2 separate regions of the Homo sapiens genome follow, and region 1 is linked to region 2. Evidence: read pairs that join two places in POLR2A ChIA-PET (ENCODE). Cell type or tissue: OCI-LY7. All regions are shown on one strand. Each heading gives the region's core, and the rest is flanking DNA. Links, peaks and the distances in the headings are about the cores only.

What was found. Peaks named below come from ENCODE experiments on the same cell type or tissue, not always from the same donor. Only the 100,000 strongest peaks of a DNase experiment are listed, where the experiment ranks them.
Region 1: POLR2A ChIA-PET joins it to region 2 with 9 read pairs; 3 of 35 experiments call an interaction of 5 or more read pairs at or near these places.

Annotation. Positions count from the first base shown.
Region 1 is chr7:36,957,758-36,967,407 of GRCh38, reverse strand. The region is part of intron 16 of ELMO1 (engulfment and cell motility 1); the gene reads left to right. Among named protein-coding and RNA genes, the nearest start is that of ELMO1-AS1, 35 kb to the left of the region's middle. In OCI-LY7, for the core only: no CTCF peak of the experiment used is centred there; no DNase peak of the experiment used is centred there.
Region 2 is chr7:37,013,728-37,023,377 of GRCh38, reverse strand. The region is part of intron 15 of ELMO1 (engulfment and cell motility 1); the gene reads left to right. Among named protein-coding and RNA genes, the nearest start is that of ELMO1-AS1, 21 kb to the right of the region's middle. RefSeq lists an enhancer at 9,454-9,650. In OCI-LY7, for the core only: a CTCF peak has its summit at 5,436; no DNase peak of the experiment used is centred there; H3K27ac peaks cover 443 bases.

The DNA.
Region 1 (9,650 bases), core at 1,886-6,885, 56 kb after region 2:
ATCACTGGGCCCTACCTCAGGAGTGTGGCCCAGAAATAGGTATTCTTTTTTAACAAGCATCTCAAGCATGGGTTTTTGTCCCATTTGTACCCTTCCTTTGTCATTTTTATGGAATACATAGTGATTGGGATTCAGTTTTTTATAGAAACTTGATTCCAATTTTTAGTACTGAATGTGAAAAAAAACATTCAAGCTTCAAATCGATTGGCCTAGAGCATGTATTTCTTATATTTTAGAGAAGAGGCAATAGGATAAGAGAGAAGCTCTTGTAAACTAAATATACATTTCTAAAAAGAATAGAGACCAGAGGCGTTTGTTATAATGTCCTCCAGTGAACACTTGTGAAAAGACTAGCTGCTACTTTATTCTACCTGCAGCTATGTCAGTGTATAAATTACAACCAAGCACGTTATACCTTGGCACTGTTGCTTTCTTATTCTCCATGTCTATTTCTAAACATCCCCTATACGTGAAATTTGTTCTCCAGTGGCCAGCGAGCCAGCCTCTTTGGAGCAGCCTGCTGATTTAATCAACATGCTGCTTATCATGTTTTCCAGATGGTTAATGCATCTCTTAAATAAAACTGGCCCTAATTTGAACTGGTGTTTCTATTCTGGTCCTTTCTGAAGAACAATTTGTCTTATGGTCAAAGTTTCTTTTTCATTATTTCTCTGTAGGCTCTGGTGATGTCTTTTTACCACTTCTTTGTTTAAAACTGCCAAGTGGCACATTCATTCAATTCATTGATGCTAATCATACATGGAGGAAAAAGAAGACAGTTCATATTAATATCAACACATTCCTCAAATCATTTATCACTTACACGTAAAGTTGTAGAGAACAGATTTGTCAGAATTATTGATTGAGAAAGGAAAGAGCCCTTTGTTGTGGAACCGTAGATTGGTGTTTTCTCTTCATTGCTGCTTCTGCTTCGAGAAGGAGTATAACCTTGTCACGTGAAACAGCATTATTTGGGGAGCAGTAGATACAGGCCAAGTTTTTAGGAGTCTCAGTTAAAAACCCGTGGTCTTAATATTCAGTGTTACACAAAGGATTCCAAATATAAATAACCTTCACGCTGACCCATAGATTCAGGTCTGATTCCCATTTCACAAATGGGAATACGGCCAAGGTATACAGTTAGGTCATATAAAAGTGACATTAAACTCATATTGGCAGAATTCCATTGTGGTGTGACTTCTGCAATAATGAATGGCTGAAAGTAGGCAAGATAATGTAAGACTTGAATGGGGTTGCATTCTGAAAGGAAGGCAGCCAGAGGTCCTCAGAATTAAATGGAGGACCTGCAGTAAAAATATGGCTCTATTACACCAAGCATTTTCCTCTTTTCCTTTCCATTGCCTGTCTGAGATGATTTGGCAGAGTTTAAAAATAAATGAAGTATATTCATTTTTCCTTCAGAGTTTTTCTTTGAAGGCATTTGGTAAGGGGACAAAATGAAATATGAACACAGGCAGGATGGGGGATCAAGACATCAAAATGTTAGCATTATATCCAACATATATATCCTTATGTGAGGAGGTATGCTTGCTTCCAATTAAGATGACATCATACAGGCGGATGTGATGCTTCCAAGCAGTGTTAATGATCTGCTAGGTAATGCAGAGGAAATGATGTGTTTGGAATGGGTTTTTTTTTCCCATTTGTACCTTTCCACTTCTTTATGGACTGCAACATGTAATGATTGGGATTAGGTTTTTTATAGAAACTTGATTTCAATTTTCAGTACTGATTAGAGACAGGATTCTTTTGCAGGCATATCAGTTATGTTGATCATTGCTTTTCACATTTTATTGTAGCTGCCAAATCCTTATTATAAACAGAGTAGAACCCTACATATAAAACCCACAAAAGGGCAACTCTGAGGGAAACCAGGTTGAGCATCTCGGCAATTCCCCTTACTGAGCCATTTTCTCCAGTGCCTCCCTCTCTTCTCCCATAGCTGAGTCCGAAAACAATCTTCTGGGAGAAAGGATAAGGTTTCTTCTGTATAACCTAGGGGAAAAGTGCCTTTAATTATTCATTCATTCTCTGCTGGAACAAATATTTATTCGGTGCCTATGATAAGCCAGGCCCTCCCTCTTCTAGACACTGGGCTGCAGTAGTGAGGAGGAAAGACAAGGGGACTGTCCTCAGGGAGGCAGCGGGGGAGGCAGCCAGGCCACCCCAGCCATGATGCCATGAATACATTAAGAATGGGGAGAAACGGATCTTAGGGAGAGAACTCATGGGGAAAGGATGGTTGGGTAAGGCCTGTGGAAGAAACCAGGATGCTGAGGAAGAGTGGCCACATCAAGTGCTTGGGAAAAAGTGTTTCAGGCCAGGAAAGCTCCTGAAATCCCAGAGACAGAGGTATTCAAGGAATGGGAAGATGGCCAGAGCCCATCCTGGATGGGGGATGCGGGGGGTGATAGTGGCCAAGAGGTCAGAGGGAAGCAAGGCCAGTTGGAGAACTTGTACTAGGCTGTGATGGAAACTCAGTATTTTTCATTTTAAGTTTGCTTTTAACCTTGGTTTAATTGTTTATTATTAAACATCTTATGACTAAGCTGTTTATATTTGTATTCCTTCGACTTCCAAAATGGCTTTGTGGTAACTCACGTATGCGTTGTGTATGCGCAGGTTCATTTGGTTCATAAAAGCTCTAGACCATGTGGAGGAGGAAGGAAGTAGGTTAACTGTAGGGTATTGTAGTGGGATTGAGAATTTTAAAAGCCAGAGTAGAAAAAACAAAAAAAGAAAAGAATGCCTTACATAATTCTAATTAGTTAAAAAAAGGAAGGCCCTTCATTCTTAAGGAAAGAAACATCTACTACTAAATTCTAAACCTAATGTACAGACTTAAGTTTCCAAATTACAATGGTTCCACTTAAGATTTTCAACTTTATGATGATGTGAGAGCGACACACATTCAGTGGAAACCATACTTTGAGTACTCATACAACCATTCTGGTTTTTACTTTCAGTATAGTATTTAATAAATTACATGAAATACTTAACCCTTTATTATAAAATATACTTTACGTTAGATGATTTTGCTTACCTGTAGGCTAATGTAGGTGTTCTGAGCATGTTTAAGGTAGGCTATGCTAAGCTATGATGTTCAGCATTACGTGAATTTTCAACTTAAAATATTTTCCACTTACGATGGGATTATTGGGACATAATCTCATTATAAGTCAAGGAATATTTGTATTTCACTGAGTCATATACAATAATTCATCAACAATTCTCTTTATGAATATTAAATGCCAAATATACAAAAACTATTGGCACTCTAGGGAGTGCAAGCCTTAATCAGACATAAATTCTGCCTTCCTGGATCTTTCAATTTAATAGGATATATAAAGAACCTACACAAATAACTGTACTACAAGACAGCAGATACAAATATTAGTTTTCATGGGATCTAAAGGTAGGTTATCTAATTGCTTTCTGTCAATTTCAGATATCACATTAAAGCATGACTCTGGGACAGTTCCAGGTGAGGGGAAAGAGTTAAAGTAACCAGTCAGGTTTATAGCTTTTCTGTAATCAAGGACTTAACACACAGTACCCAGGGGCAGGGCAGAAGGGCAGGTTATTTAAGATGTCCTTCAAAGTTGACTCTCTCAGGAGTCTGGGACACAGGTGTTCTGCATAACTAACTGAAGACACATTGGGTATAGACATATAGGTGACAAATCAACACTGTTACGAAATTTCAGTGGTGCTTTTTGTTCCTATTAAGACATATGTTTTATATAGAACTAATTCAATCTTACAGGTGAAAATCAGAGAAACTAGGCATCCTAAAAGGAAAAATGCCTCTAATCCATCCACCCGAAGAAAAACTGCAGGTATTTTGGTATTTATCTCTTAGACATTTTTCTGTGTTTGTGTGAGGGGAGTATCACACTATCCCAACTTTTCTGTGGTCCCTTTTCCTCACTTCTTTTCACATCAAGACATGCAGTTCAAAGATGCCTTTATTTATTTATTTTTTTATTTATTTATTTATTTATTTATTTGAGATGGAGTCTTGCACTGTCACCAGGCTGGAGTGCAGTGGCGCAATCTCGGCTCACTGCAACCTCTTCCTCCCAGGTTCAAGTGATTCTCCTGCCTCAGTCTCCTGAATAGCTAGGAGTACAGGCGCACGGCACCACGCCCAGCTAATTTTTGTATTTTTAGTAGAGACAGGGTTTCACTGTGTTGGCCAGGATGGTCTCGATGACCTCGTGATCTGCCCACCTCGGCCTCCCAAAGTGCTGGGATTACAGGCGTGAGCCACCACGCCCAGCTCAAAGATGCCATTACTAATTACTACATGACACTCAAGTGTAACTCTATCAGGATTTATTTAACCAGTCTTCTAGAGTTGACACATAGGTTGTTCTCAGTTGTACGCTATTAGAAATAATACTGCGTGAACATTCTTTAAAATACATCTTTTCTCACTTTTCCAATTTTCTCACTTTTCCAATTTTCCGTAATACTTTTCCAATTTTCTTTAATACTTTTCTAATAGTGGGGAGAACAGTGATTTGTGATTCTATGTCTCACTGAGTCACACACATACCCAAAGCTTTTATTTAAGATCTTTGTTTATTGATGCTAACTGCAGACAATGCTAAGCTTTCCTTTTTGCAGAAGGAAGGAGGACTTCAAAGCACCTAAGGAGCTCATGAATTTTAGATTTCCTTTGTTGTGCTTTTCTTCCCACCCCCACCCCACCCCCGTTAATTCCCTTAGATGCATAACTCAAGCCAGAGCTTGGAAGGAGCTTTCACCTCCTTCTGTTTACTCAACACCTACCACATCCAATTAGTCACCAAACTCTACATTCTTCCTCCTGAAAAATGCCCTGACTCTCATGCTTACCTTCTTCCCACATCATTCATCTTTCCCTGGTATTTTTCTGTAGTGACCCAGGGTCACTACAGGAACTTCTTCAGTGCTCTCCGCTTCTTGGGTTTGGCTCCCACGCTAACCCATCTTCCATACTTCATTTTCATGTCAATCTCATGATGCATTCCCCTGCCTCAAAGTTTTTAATCGGTCCAAATTGTTTTCTAGATACACTTCAAACTCCTCAGCTGGACATACTGGCCTTTGTTTCTGGATCAAGTCACCTAGGCTGAGGCCTGAGAATCAGTATTCTTTAAACTTCCCCTGTGATTTCAGTTCAAGCAGCTTGGCTCTTCAGGGGCCCCCAAAATGGGCACTGTGGAAATACTGGTCTGCTTGGAACCAACACTAGGTCACCAGGCCAGTTAGAGCTGGAAACTTCCCTAAGCTACAGCCAAAAATTTTCTAGTACAGTGTGGTTATTTTAGGAATAATTTAAAGAGCATTTCACCAAAGAGCAGCATTTTTGCAAGTATAGATTAAAAGATCATTTCCATTTAGGAAGCCTAATTTAATTAAGTCACACAATTTTTGAGGTATGAAGGCTTTTCTTGCTGAGTCAGGATTTTTTGCTTCTCTGCTAATGCAAAGCAGGTAGTTGAAACTGAAGATTTGCTCTGGGACAATACTATTTACATGCCTGGCCACATTAAAGGTCAGGGTAGAAAGTACTGTTCTGTGGGACAGAGGGGCAAGAGGGTATTTTGTTTCAATCTTATTAGAGCACTATGTTAAACTGTTTTTTTCAAGTAGAATGTTTAAATTTTAGGTTCTTTATGAAAAAATGCTTAAAAGCTATTTAATGATTTGTGTTTCTTATAGGCAAGGTATTCATAAATATCAAACCATTAAGAAAAAGAAAAAGATTTTTGAGCAGTTAGATGTTTCCATTCAATTAATGGTGAGGTTTTCAGAAAAAGTACTTTTGTGAAACTGAAAAGGATATTGCAATAATAGCATTTTATTTTCTATTTTATCTTTCACTCATCTTAAAGTAGTTTGATGGATTAAAACTCTGTAATTTTCATACCATGTAATGTGAGCTCCTAGTATGGCTACTAATATTGTTAATATCACTTCTGAAAAATAGAGAGATTAGCTTTTAAAACAGCTTTGGTTGCTTTTCTTTCTCTTTTTTCCTCTAGTTTGTAATTACCACAAAGACTGTCTCTGTCTTATTCATACTGTGTCCCCGTGCGTGGGTGATGGCAGGCCCAGGGTACACATCTTCTGAGCTAATGCCTGCATGATGAAGAATGGAATTTTGTATAACAGGCCTCTCTGAGAAGGTATATGGGAAGGAGAAATTTGATCCTTGACCTAGAGGAAGCTTATAGTAGTGGAAAATACTTTTTCCTAGCCTGTCTGAGTTTTCAAAGTATTGTGCTATTGATATGGCATCAATGACTGGAGGAACTGCAGGGTGCTTGGTCTTGCGCCAGTTTAGATAAAACTACACAGACACACGTGGGATGGTTTTAAGGAGCCGAGAGTTTGTTAGGCAAGAAAGAAGGAAGAAGAAAATAGCTCCCCCGTACAGAGACAGAGGGAAGGGGGATTTGAACAAAGAGAAACCCCAAGTGCGGCAGAAAAGTGGTTGCTTATGTTGGGATGCTGGAGGAGGCGGTGTCTGGTTTGCATAGGGCCCAGTGGATTGGTTTGGTTTGACTAGGTGTGTCATTTACGTAACACTGATCTTCATCAAAGTCTTATCTAATTCAAGGGATCTCCAAGCTGCCTTTTTACAGTACTATTTTCAGTTTGTTGAATGGTTATTTCTTAAAATATAAGATGTAAGTATTAACAGTATAGATAGATGGGTGGATAATGTTGTCTGGTCATAGAAGTGTCATAGAAAAAAAATAAAGAAGGTTTAAGGGGTGAGTGAGTGGGGGGGATGGGGGGCTGCTTCTTCAGTCATGCTTGCTGAAGGTTGTTTCTCCAAGGAGGTAACCCTTGAGCTGTGAAGAGAGAGCTACAGAACTACAGCTGGGGGAAGAGCATTTCAGAAACAGAGAACAGGCTTTAAAGGGCTTGAGGTGGACAGCAAGCTTGGTGTGTTTATTTAAAAAGCAAGGCAAAAAATAAAATAAAATAAAATTTTAAGAAGCCAGTTGGTCATTGTGCCTGGAGGGCAGTGAACAAGGAGAGGCCTGTGAGTGGTCTCAGAGAGCTAGTCTTAGAGCAAAGGGAATTTCCTCTCCGCCCTCTGAAGTTTCCATAACTGAGTCTGCTGTCATCAACTGACAGTAGACCAATTAACTGGAGAAAAGGCAAATAAAGTTATTACCTGTGTGGGGGCACACAGTACTCACAGGAAAGTGAGTACCCAATAACTCAATGAGATTTAGAAATGCATGTACCCTTCTTCATTTGAAAGAGGGAACTGGGGGCTGTAGGCACATTTAGAGGAAAAGTAAATGGTTTTTAGGGGAGACCAATGGACAGGAGGAACAGACAATAGACTGAGACAAAGTTCCTGTAGGCCGGGTGTGAATGTCAACTCTGGTCTTTCCTGGGAGTTAATCTTCCTTGTTTGATGAGATTATATGCTTTGGGAGGCCAAGGTGGACAGATCATTTGAGGTCAGGAGTTCAAGACCAGCCTGGCCAAAATGGTGAAACCCTATCTCTACTGAAAATGCAAAAATTAGGCAGGCATGGTCACACGTGCCTGTAATCCCAGCTACTCGGGAGGCTGAGGCAGGAGAATCACTTGAACCTGGGAGGCAGAGGTTGCAGTGAGCCGAGATCACGCCACTGCACTCCAGCCTGGGTGACAGAGTGAGTGAGACTCCGTCTCAAAAAATAAAAAATTAGAGAAACTTTTTGAAAAGAGATTATAGAGAGGGAGCTCAAGACAATTGCATTGCTTCTGGAGGAAATTCCCTCAGTCAGACAAGGGAACTTCAGGGAAAGCCCCTCCCCTCACTTAGGAAGAGGCAGAGGGGTGAGAAATGGAGACAGGAGAGGGCAAAAGAGACCTGGTTTCTGAGGCTGCTTCTTTAGTTCAAAGTACGCAGATGTCAAAGAGCCATACTTTGGGGTATTATTTTATGAGCCTCAACATTAGCCAGGGGCCAGATTTTTCAGGGGCTTGAAAACTGTGGTCAGGACTTTGGCTTTTATTTTGAGTGAGGCAGGGAACCACTGGAGAGTTTTGAGCACCGGAGTGACATGATCTGCCAGATTTTAAAAGACCACTGAGACTGTAGGGGAATGAGGGGACATGAGGCAGATGAGGAGGCCCCTGCTGCAGATCTGGCAAGGGCAGATGTGGCGTAGACTAAGGTGGAGGGGTTAGAGATGACAAGGAGTGGGCATGCTCTGAATTTATTTGAAAGGTAGAGCTGACAGGATGCACTAACTGGATATGACAGATGGGCAGTGTGGTGGGAGAGACTGATGAAGTCAAGTATGACTTTAGGTTTTGATGGCACCACTCATAGAGATGGGGAACGTAGATTCAGGCAAGCAAGTGGAAGAAAGAGTTGAGCTTGGAACTGTTGGCTGTGAGATGCCCGGATAGACACCCAAGTGCAGATATAGAGAAAGCAGTGGAATAGATGCATCTGAGTTCAAGGCAGAGGTTGGGACTAGAGACATAATTTGTAGTTGTTCACACATAATTGATACTAGATCAGATCACCTAGGGAGTGAGTGGAGACAGGGAAGGGGTCCAAGGGCCAAACTCAAGGCATTCCAATCTAGTCAAGAAGATGAAAAAAACCTAGCAAGGGAGACTGAGGAGGTGATGCTAGGAGGCAAGAAGTATGCAAACAACAAGTGTGGCGTTTTGTAGTGCCACGAGAAGAAATGCTCCTTAGGAAGAGGCCATTATCAGCTGTTTCAAGTTCTATTGTAAAATGAAGATGGCAAGTGATCAGATTTGACCTCATGGAGGTCACTGGTGTCCCCAGTGAGAGCAGATTCAGCTATGATTCACCGTCTGATTACAGAAGTTATCTTATGATTGCTTTTAGTTTCTTAGTGAAATGAGGATCTAAGTTATCTGATGAAAAATGAGGAGGGAGGGAAGGACTCTGGAGGTTTGTGAATAGAGGAGAAGCTGTACATAGTTGTCTGAGGAGTGAATCAGCTAGAAAAATACAGTCAGATTTCAAACAGAACTAAGAACTCTCTTGTTAGTTAAGGTCATAAATTTAAATGAGACCAGACAGCACCATTGTATGCTTTTCTCCAGCCTGTTCGGCTGTTCAGGTGGGTGGAGGAGGCAGAGAATAGGATTTAAGCTAGGTTGGTTTTGCTAAGCAAATATGATAGAGAGAAGAGGTACTGGGGATGTATTCATGAATACAAAAGGAGAGATTATAATTATAATGGAATAGAAGTTAGGTAATGAGGAAAGTGAAGCCATGAATGGGGTGATGGACAAGGAAAAGGTGGCAATGTTAAGAGTCACAGCAGGATCAGAGAACTTTTGGAATGTGTTGCAGGTTGCAACTGATTGGAGCCAGCATTGTGGGTGGTAAAATAATTTACAAAGACAGTAGTAAGTTAAAGAAAGCAATGGGCAGCACAGCAGAGAAGGAGCTGTCTGCAAAGAGACAGGATCTGGAGGGAAGTTTTACAGGGTGGTGCCGGAGGGGCTACCTACAGATAAGCTTGTGCTGCTGGGGCTACATGCAAAGCGAGGTATTTGGGAACAGGATGTTGTGTCAGCAGGTTGTTGGTGGTTAGCCTTCTCTCAGAACAATTGTTCTCTCCACACTTGGGGCA
Region 2 (9,650 bases), core at 2,023-7,022:
CACTGAAATCATATGTATGAAATGTTATAGTTTTATCTTGTCTACTGGATAGACAGGATATCTGCTCCTGGAAAGCTCATATTCTACCTTTTTAAGTTAACTTTTCATAAAAAGTGTAACTTACATAGAGGTGTTCAAATCCAAAGAACACACACAACTCAATGAATTTCCAAACCGCCAACTGCCCATGTAACTGCTATCTAGATTAAGAAAAGATATTAAACAACCCTCAGAGGCCCCCTCTTGGGCCATCTTCCCACTCTCAGTTTCTTCTCTCTTCCAAAAGAACCAATACCCTGTTTGCATTATCATCTGTGAATTTTGCCTGTTTTGAGCTTTAAATAAATAGGATCATATCCTATGGTCTCTTTTATGTGGGGCTGTTTTTGCTCCACATTATATTTGTTTCAGTTCATTCATGCTATTGTGAAAGTTATTTGAATACACTCATATTGTATGTAGCATTTTTAAAAATAATTTCTTTGTAGTAAGTATGCTGCTGTATGAATAAACCATAATTTATTTATCCAATCTGCTGGATGGACATTTAGATTGTTTCAAGTTTTTGGCTGTAACAAATAGTGCTGCTGTGAACATTCATATACATTTCTCTTGGAATGCGTATGTATGCATTTCTGTTGGGTTTATATCTTTGGCTAGAATTGCTGTATTATAAAGTAAGAATATTTTAGCTTTAGTAAATACTGCTAAACTGTTTTACAAAGTGGTTGAACAATTTTACACTCCCATCAACAGTGGATGATGATTCCATTTGTTCCACATTCTTATCAACACTTCATGTTTTCCATCTTTTATTTTAGCCCTTCTGGTGGATGTTTAAAAGTAGCTCATTGTTGTTTAAAGCTGCATATTTTTTTCTGTGACTTAAAAAGCTTAGCTCCTTTTCATGTGTTCATTGGCCACTTATATGTCCTATTTTGTGAAGTGCCTATTTACGTTTTGCCCATTCTTCTACTGGGTTGTCTGTCTTTTTCTTAGTGACTTATAGGAGTGGTTATATATCATAGATACCAGTTCTTTATTAGATAATGTTGAAGTTTTTTCTCTATTCCAAAGTTGCCATTTTTATTGTATATTTTGACAAACAAGTTCTTGAGTTTAATATAATAGAATCAAACAGTTTTCTTATGATTAATGATATTTCTGTTTTGTTTAAGAAACTTTCGCCCACCTTAAAGTCATGAATATATTCTTACATGAAAACAACTTTATTGTTTTTCCTTTTGCACTGAGATCTATAATCCACGCAGAACTGATCTTTGCAGATGGTATGAGGTAGGGAGTCATAATTCATTTCTTCCAGATGCATATACAACTGGCCCAATTCAACCAATTGAAATTCCTTTCCACTGCAGTGTCATTTTTGTCATAAATCCAGTGACTGTATATATGGGTCTCTGGACTCCCTATTCTGTTCTATTGTTCTGTTTTTCCATCCATACACCAATACCACACTGTCTTCATTGCTGTCATTTTACAAGTCTTTATATTTGGTCCCAAAAGTTTTCCAAATTTGGCATTTTAGCTAGGTACAATAATAATTACTTTGTTATTAAAACTAGTAACGACTGACATGTATTGAGTTCTTTATCTCGGTTAACATATGAATCACTCTACATTTAATCTTAACAGCAATCTGATAAGATAGAAACCATTGGTTTTTCTTTTTTTCTTTTCTTTTCTTTTTTTTTAATGGGGATATAGAGGCCTGGAGGAATTTTAAGGTGATCAAGGTCACATTGCTATTAAATAGTGACGTCAACATTTGCATGCAGGCCAACCTGACTGCAGAAGCTCTGCTCTTTTATTAACTGTGTGCCTGGGATGTGGCCTCTGATTACTTTTGCTGAATTGGCTGTCTTTTGGTGCTATGAGGCTGATTTTCAGCCTTAACACTAGTCGGTATTTTTTTTCCTCTCTCCATGTCCTCAAAAAAGGCCCAAGGGAAGGTGAACAATGAAGCATTGAATAAATTTCATGCTATTTTTCAGTATAAATTTTATACTATTTTTAGGATACAAAAGACTATCCAGAGTTCTATTAAACCAGACTTCAGGAGCTGAGAAGAGCTGCGAAGGTTTAAAGCCTCTGATCCCCTGTCCTGAAATAGCAGGGGTGGTAGCTTCTATCTAGGCTGAACTCATAGGCAGTGAAGGAACTTCAAGTTCTTGACCCCACTCTCCTCTTTTCACCTCTCCCACCTACAAAAGGTTCTGAACTTTTAGCATCTCCCCACGCAGTACCACCTTCCAAAATCAAACTGTTAAGGAATACCAGGTTTAAAAATAGAAAACTCAAAGTTTTCTAAGTACGGTAAGATTATTTTTATACAAAGGAATAAATATACATCTGCATCAGAGAATTCATAAATATATTATCCAGACTGACCCTAGAACCACAAATAGTTCTAATGTAAGTTTCTGTGCTGTGGATCACCAGGCAGATTTTAATGACTGCTCTAACAGGTTTTCTGTGTTAAATGCCTTTGTGTGTGTATGATATATTCCATTTTTCCTGTAATTCATAATTTTACAACAAAACATCCATTGTGTTAGGCCAGTGCGTGTGTTTTTCAAAGTGCACCATTTCCAAAGGCAGTTGCAATAGCTCATGAAGTCATGGTAAAAAATATTCATATTTGCCCAGTGCTCCCAAATCTCTGTTATTTGTAAATGGGTTCAGAGTCTCTCTTAGCATCACCAAGGTCATAGAAAGGATGGAACAGAGCTTTTCAGCATCTCAAAATGTGTATTTGTCTTTAGAAAATTCCTGTGAGAGCGAAAATGGTATGCATTTTCCCGTCGTCTTATCATTCTATCATTAGTCAAGTAATTTCCTTATGAAATGGTCTGCATTAGGTAGGATTAACAAGTTGAGAAAGTGTAAAAACAATTGGCGATTTTCTTACGAAAGAAAGAATAAATCCTTGCTCATCAAACATTTGCTAAACCTATCAAATACCACTCTAATGTCTTCACACTCTAAATTAAATGTGTAGTCATCCTGTCAATAAAGGAAATAGTAGTTTGGGAACTAAAGTTCAGTGCAGGCAGACTCTCTAAGTTCTACAATTTTGGATGGGCTTTGGGGAGTTGAAGATGTATTATCTGGCATCTATGTATATGGAGACTGCTGGAATTTTGGACTTGGCAGGGGTCTTACAAATCCATTAGCCCAACTCATTTGCAGGTAGGAAATCTGGAGCCCAGGGAGCTGCAATGACCTTTGTAAGGTTATGGTCAGCTCTAGACCCATTCCCTACGCTCATTTTTCATTGCTTGTTTGCTACAGTGCAGTAACCCTTGTTTTCTGAGAGCCAGTGACAATACCTGCCCCACTACACATTACCCAGTGAAAAATAGGAACATATCTACTTTGACAGGCAAAGTGGTACATAAGTGTACAGCATTTTATTTTTATTTTTAAAAATATGTATGTTCAGGTTATAGCTGCTTTCAAAGCTGGCTTGCTTATAAGTGAATGAGATATCAGCAAATTGTACCCTCAGTCCTGAAAATATCTTAATATTCCAGACTTAAAAAACCATTGTGTTGGGTTTTTAAAATAAAGTAAAATCTCATTGTGTTAAAAATAGTGTGATTAAAACAATTTCGTTTTTAAACGTCTTACTATTTTTGTCCCATTGAAAGTGTCTCTCTAAATTTCATTTATAAAATATTGTCTGCTAATTCTTTTTTCTCAGTAAGTATTGTTTTCCTTTAAAAACAATAATAAACCTCACCCTTCCTGGTTTTCTTTGTTTATTTAAACCTAAGAACTCTATTCTTAGACTTAGGCTATCTCTGCAAGGTGACAAGCTCTCGTGTATAAACGTGTAGCCTGGGAGAGGCTCCACTTGATAAATGGTGAACATGGCCACCGTGTTGGCCCACACTTGGATTGAGCTTGCTGTCTTAGTCACTGTTCCCATTTGATCCTCACAGCGAAATGATGAAGTTTGTATCCAAATACACAAAAGCCTTTTCACTGTTTCTTTTGTTACCTGTCAAGAACCAAGTTATTCTTACTTTGTTATTTGCCTGTATCTCCCTGCAAAGGAGGAGTCTTCAAGAATCTTAGAATGATGGCAGGCCAACCCCTTCATGTGGAGGTCAGAAACACCAGTGCTGGAGATACAATGCTGGGTTTGATTTCTGGCACTGTTGCTGCTAGTTACTCATCTTCACAGTTCCTCAATTTTCTCATCTGTGAAACAGGGATGATAATAATAGGACCTTTGTCGTTGTTACACATTCAGAGAGTTCAGACAGGAAAAGCTCTTAGAATATTACCCTACACAGTTACCTCCTCATGTGAAATTTCAGCTTTGAAGTCTGAATAGTTCAGTAGGTTTTTGACATATCATCAAGAATGATTGGTTGACTCTAAGCACCCCCGCCCCCCGCTTATCTATGGGACCCTAAAGGCCATTCACCAGATTCCTCTTTCCTTCCTCATCTCCTAGAATTGTTGGAGTCTTTAAGAGGCTATATAATGTGCTGAGAATGATGATTAAAAATAGTAACTAATAGCCACCGTTTACTAAGCCTATGCCATGTACTTGATTACAAATAGTAACTAGCTGTGCCTGATGGCTTATGCCTGTAATCGCAGCACTTTGCGAGATCAAGGCGGGCAGATCACCTGCGGTCAGGAGTTTGAGACCAGCCTGGCCAACATGGCAAAACCCCATCTCTACTAAAAACACAAAAATTAGCCAGGCGTGGTGTCGTGCACCTGTAGTCCCAGCTATTTGGGAGGCTGAGGCAGGAGAATCGCTGGAACCCAGGAGGAAGAGGTTGCAGTGAGCCACGATTGCACCTTTGCACCCCAGCCTGGGCGACAAAACAAGACTTCATAAAAAAAAAATAGTAACTAATAGCTACCATTTACTAAGCCTATGCCATGTGCTTGATTAAAAATAGTAAGTAGGCCAGGCACAGTGTTTCACACCTGTAATCCCAGCACTTTGGGAGGGTGAGGCGGGCAGATCACCTGAGGTCAGGAGTTCAAGACCAGCCTGACCAGCATGGAGAAACCCTGTCTCTACTAAAAATACACAATTAGCCAGGTGTGGTGGCACAGGCCTATAATCCCAGCTACTTGGGAGGCTGAGGCAGGAGAATCTCTTGAACCCAGGAGGCGGAGGTTGTGGTGAGCTGAGATCACGCCATTGCTCTCCAGCCTGGGCAACAGGAGCAAAACTCTGTCTCAAAAAAAAAAAAAAATAGTAACTAATAGCCACTGTTTACTAATTCTATGCCATGTGCTAGGCACTTTACTGCACACTTTATATACATAATCTAACTTGATGCTTACGGACTTTATGTAGTTATATATTTCACAGATGAGGAAACAGGTTCAGGGGGGTTTATTTGTCTAAAGTTCTATGGCACGCTAGGGGGCATCACATTTAATTATTCGAATGCAAGTCTGTCTCACTCTCTATCCTGCCTCCTCATTCCTGTGTTTTCTCTGACCTCCAGTGATCTTGAGCACATGTTTTCTTATGCTATTGTCAATGTGCTTGCTTGGGTTTTTTTTAATATATTAGTAATTTCACATGGCTTAAACAAATTACATACCAACAAATTGTGTACAAAGAATTACATTCAAAAGAATTCCAATTCCATTTGCTGTGGTGTCTCCACAGTGTCATCAGGAGCTCCTACTAACTGTCTAGGGTATAGCCCTCATTTTTATGCTGACAAAATGGCTGCAGGAGCTCCAGTCATCAGTCCTGTGTTCCAGACATGAAGAAGTTGAAGTGGGGAGGCAGAGACAAAAGGCCACAAGTCAACCAAGTCTTTCCCCTTTTAAAGGTCTTTCCTGGGAACAGTGCCCAGCAGTTTTCACTTATCTATTATTTGGGATTGGGTCATATGACGACTCTTAATCACAAGGGAGGCGCAAATTGTACTTTTTTAGCTGGGCACATTGTTGTCATGAACAAAACTCAGGTTCTATTAACATGAAACCCAGCTGGTGAGCTTTTTGAAATAAATCAAATACACTCATTCAATGTGACCTTTCCCTAGTGCCTGAGTACCTGGGGAAACCTTGATACGTTAGAGAAGCTGAGAAAGATAAAATATCTTGAGGAAGAAAAAAGGGTTGGTTCAGCAGAAGCTAGGAACCAGGTAGATGATTTCTTGGCTGCTCAGCAAGGTTGAGAGTGCAGCTTTGCCCAGACCCAGGAAAGGAGGAGTAAGGTCCAGAAGGGGAGCGTAACCCTGGTATTCCAGTCTAACTCCATGTAAGCCACAAGTAGTAGGAGGAAAGCAGAGGAATCTTACACAGTAAATATACATCAGCATTAATAGGTGAAGCTGTGCCTCTTGTAAGGTTTTACTTCATAAATATTTTCTGTGGATAGAAAAACAATTGTTTCAGATTTGTGTTGGTGGAGGTGCATTGGAGGCAGGGTTAATTGAGAAACAGAATGAGGAAAGCAAGTGAAGCAGAATAATGATGCGCTTTGGAGCCAACTCGACCTTGAATTCTAGCACCACCACTTGCAAACCATGTGACCTTGGAGAAGTCACCGAGCCTTTCTCAATCTCCTATTTATAATCTTAAAAAGAAGTTAGTAATATCTTCCTTTTGTGCCTGACATAATAAGTGACTATGAAGTCCATCATTCAGTGCCCGGTGCGTGGCTGCTGGCGGTGCAGGCCTTGGTACTGCTATCTCATGGCCGAGTGTTCTCAGTCAGCAGGCACTGGCTACGCACTTGCTGTGATCCACATTGGACTGCAGGTCATGATCTGGGTTTATGTTGAAGGAGGAGTACGGGAGACCTAAGAGAATGGGTGGAGGAATTAATTTTCAAAGCAGCAACCACAGAGAAATGCAATGAGCTCTTGATGTCAACTAAAGGAGGAAGCCTGCTGCTGGGTCAGCTGACTGTGGGTTTCAGACGCTCATTTGGGGCCAACTAAAAAAAGCTCATGATGGAAGGTGTTATTTATCCAAGTTTTACCTTTCTCATATATAAAATGAGGATGTCCATAAGGCCTACCTTCCAGGGTTGTTACAAGAATAGTGCTTGTAGAGCTGTTGGCATGCCATATGTACCCAACGAATTATCTAGTTAATTATTAATGATGTCACTTCCCTCTTTACCCAAGCAAGAGTAGGACTTGCAAGTCTCAGCTTTTTCTGGCTTTCTTAGCTCCACTCATCACATAAAAACTTTAGGGCATAAAGTACACAAATAATCACACTAGATCCAAAAATGATACTGTGATAATGTGATTAATAACAAATTCTTAGATGGCAATAGTGTTTTAAGGTACAGCTGAAGATTTGTAAATTTCATTGGCTTTGGTGCTTATAAAAGGGAGACCAACCGCTCATTGCCCAGGGCAGCAAACCACACAGTCTGCCAGTGTTGATCTTCTGAGTTTCTTAAATAGCTTTGTATCGCAAGTCAAAACTTCACATTTGCCATCTCTCTGCTAGTAACACAGGCTGGGGTGGGATCACTTATATGTTTTTGCTTCTAACTGTTGAAATGTGAACAGGCTGGACTAGGAATTAGTGTGGAAAAATCACAGAAAAACTCACATTCCTGGAAACAGTAGGCAGGTGCAATATTTATTGTCATCACCACCACTTCCCTCCATATCGGTGTTAACTTGTATCCTGTCCAAAGCACTTTGCCCTCAGTTGGCTTATTTGATCTGCTTTGAAGCCAAGGGAGAAGGCAGAGGGGACTTCATTTCCTATTTTTTCTTTTTTTCTGTTTTTTGGGAGACGGAGTTTCGCTCTTGTCGCCCAGGCTGGAGTGCGGTGGTGTGATCTCGGTTCACTGCAACCTCCAGCTCCTGGATTCAAGCGATTCTCCTGTCTCAGCCTCCAGAGTAGCTGGGACTACAGCGGCATGCCACCATGCCCAGCTAATTTTTGTGTTTTTAGTAGAGACAGGATTTCAGCATGTTGGCCAGGCTGGTCTTTCAAACTTCTGACCTCAGATGATCCACCCGCCTCGGCCTCCCAAAGTGCTGGGATTACAAGTGTGAGCCACTGTGCCCAGCCCTCCATTTTTTTAGTTAAGAAAATTGAAGCTCAGAAAGGTAAAATGACTTGCTCTGGATTGGCCTGGGCTGCACTTGAACCCAAATCTTCTGTCCCCCCACCCCACCCCCGGACTCTTCCTACAGGACTGTGCATTGCTCCAGGCCCATGCCCTTACTTTATCTGGAGGAAAACAGCATTACCATATCTTCAAATCGGGTTGTGCCCTTTAGAAATGGTGAGCTGTGCAAATAAACACCACTTTGCTGTTGTTTTAAACTGTTAAGAAGTCTGAAATTCACTGTATTCATGAAGGTTGAGGAGAGAAGAGGTTGGTGTGTAATAGCTTGGTAGCCGTGTATCCTTGAGTGTGTTTCCATGAGGCTTGATCAGGGTTTGTTCACTGGGGGCCTGCTCTATAGGATTCTAAGTAGATTCGCTGCTCATCCACATGGCAGGCACCAGGGCTCTCCCCGAGAACAGAAGCTCTCTGCTATAAGCCTGCTCCCACCCCTCCCTCCATCCTGTCCTGGACTTCCAGGGCCTGAAACCCTTCCATTCTGAGCCTTGAGGATGAATTGACCTTAAAAGAGATTCCAACAGCAAATGAAACACCTTGTGTTCTCACTCAGAAGTGGGAGTTAAACAATGAGAACACAGGGACACAGGGAGGGGAACAACACACACCGGGGCCAGTTGGGGAGTGGGGGGACTGGGGGATAGAGAGCATTAGGACAAATAGCTAATGCATGTGGGGCTTAAAACGTAGGTGATGGGTTGATGTGCTGCTGTTTAAAAGCCTGAAAGTCATCCAGCTCTCATGCAAACCACCATGTTACATATATACCTATGTAACAAACCTGCACGTTCTGCACTTGTATCCCAGAAATTAAAGTGATATTTTTTTTAAAAAAAGAGATTCCAAATAAAATAGAAAGACTTTCACTGTATGTAACAGCATATATATTTATTTTTTAAAAACCTTAGGGTATTGGTTCTGGGGGTCACAAACCTTAGTTCCTTGGGCTCCACAGTATCCTCATCCATAAGATACGAGTGGTAAGAGGAACTGTAAAGATCAAATGAGGTATAACTTACAAAAGGGCTATAAAAATGTAAGCTTGACAGATGGGATGATGGGAGGGGCTGAGGAGGAGGAGGAGGAGGAGGAGAGTAGGGACCAGACCTAAAGTTCCGAGCACTAGGTGTGACCCAAGGAAGCTCTACAATGGGGGCTTGAAGGCAGTTTTGGCTGATTTTATGATTTTGCCCAGGACTGGACCAGTTGCCGCCTTCAAAGCTATTCAGGTTGCTTTGACTTCCAGCCATCTGTGCCTGGAAATGTAAAACAAATGGTTAATGGCATCAGATGGTTAATGATCTCAAATGTTCCCTGCTTACTGCCATGAGAGAGAAAAGAGCCTCCTGGAGAAATAATCATGGATGCTGTTTCCAAAGTTGCAATTAATCGTGTATTCAGGAAAACCCATCTTCTGCCAGTTATTCTGATAAGAAAGAGGAAATTGAGGGTGACGGAGGAGCTGTGCCTGAGAGGGCAGTTTGAATAATCTGTATAAGGTCAAGAAGGCAGATATAGGGCTCATAATCAA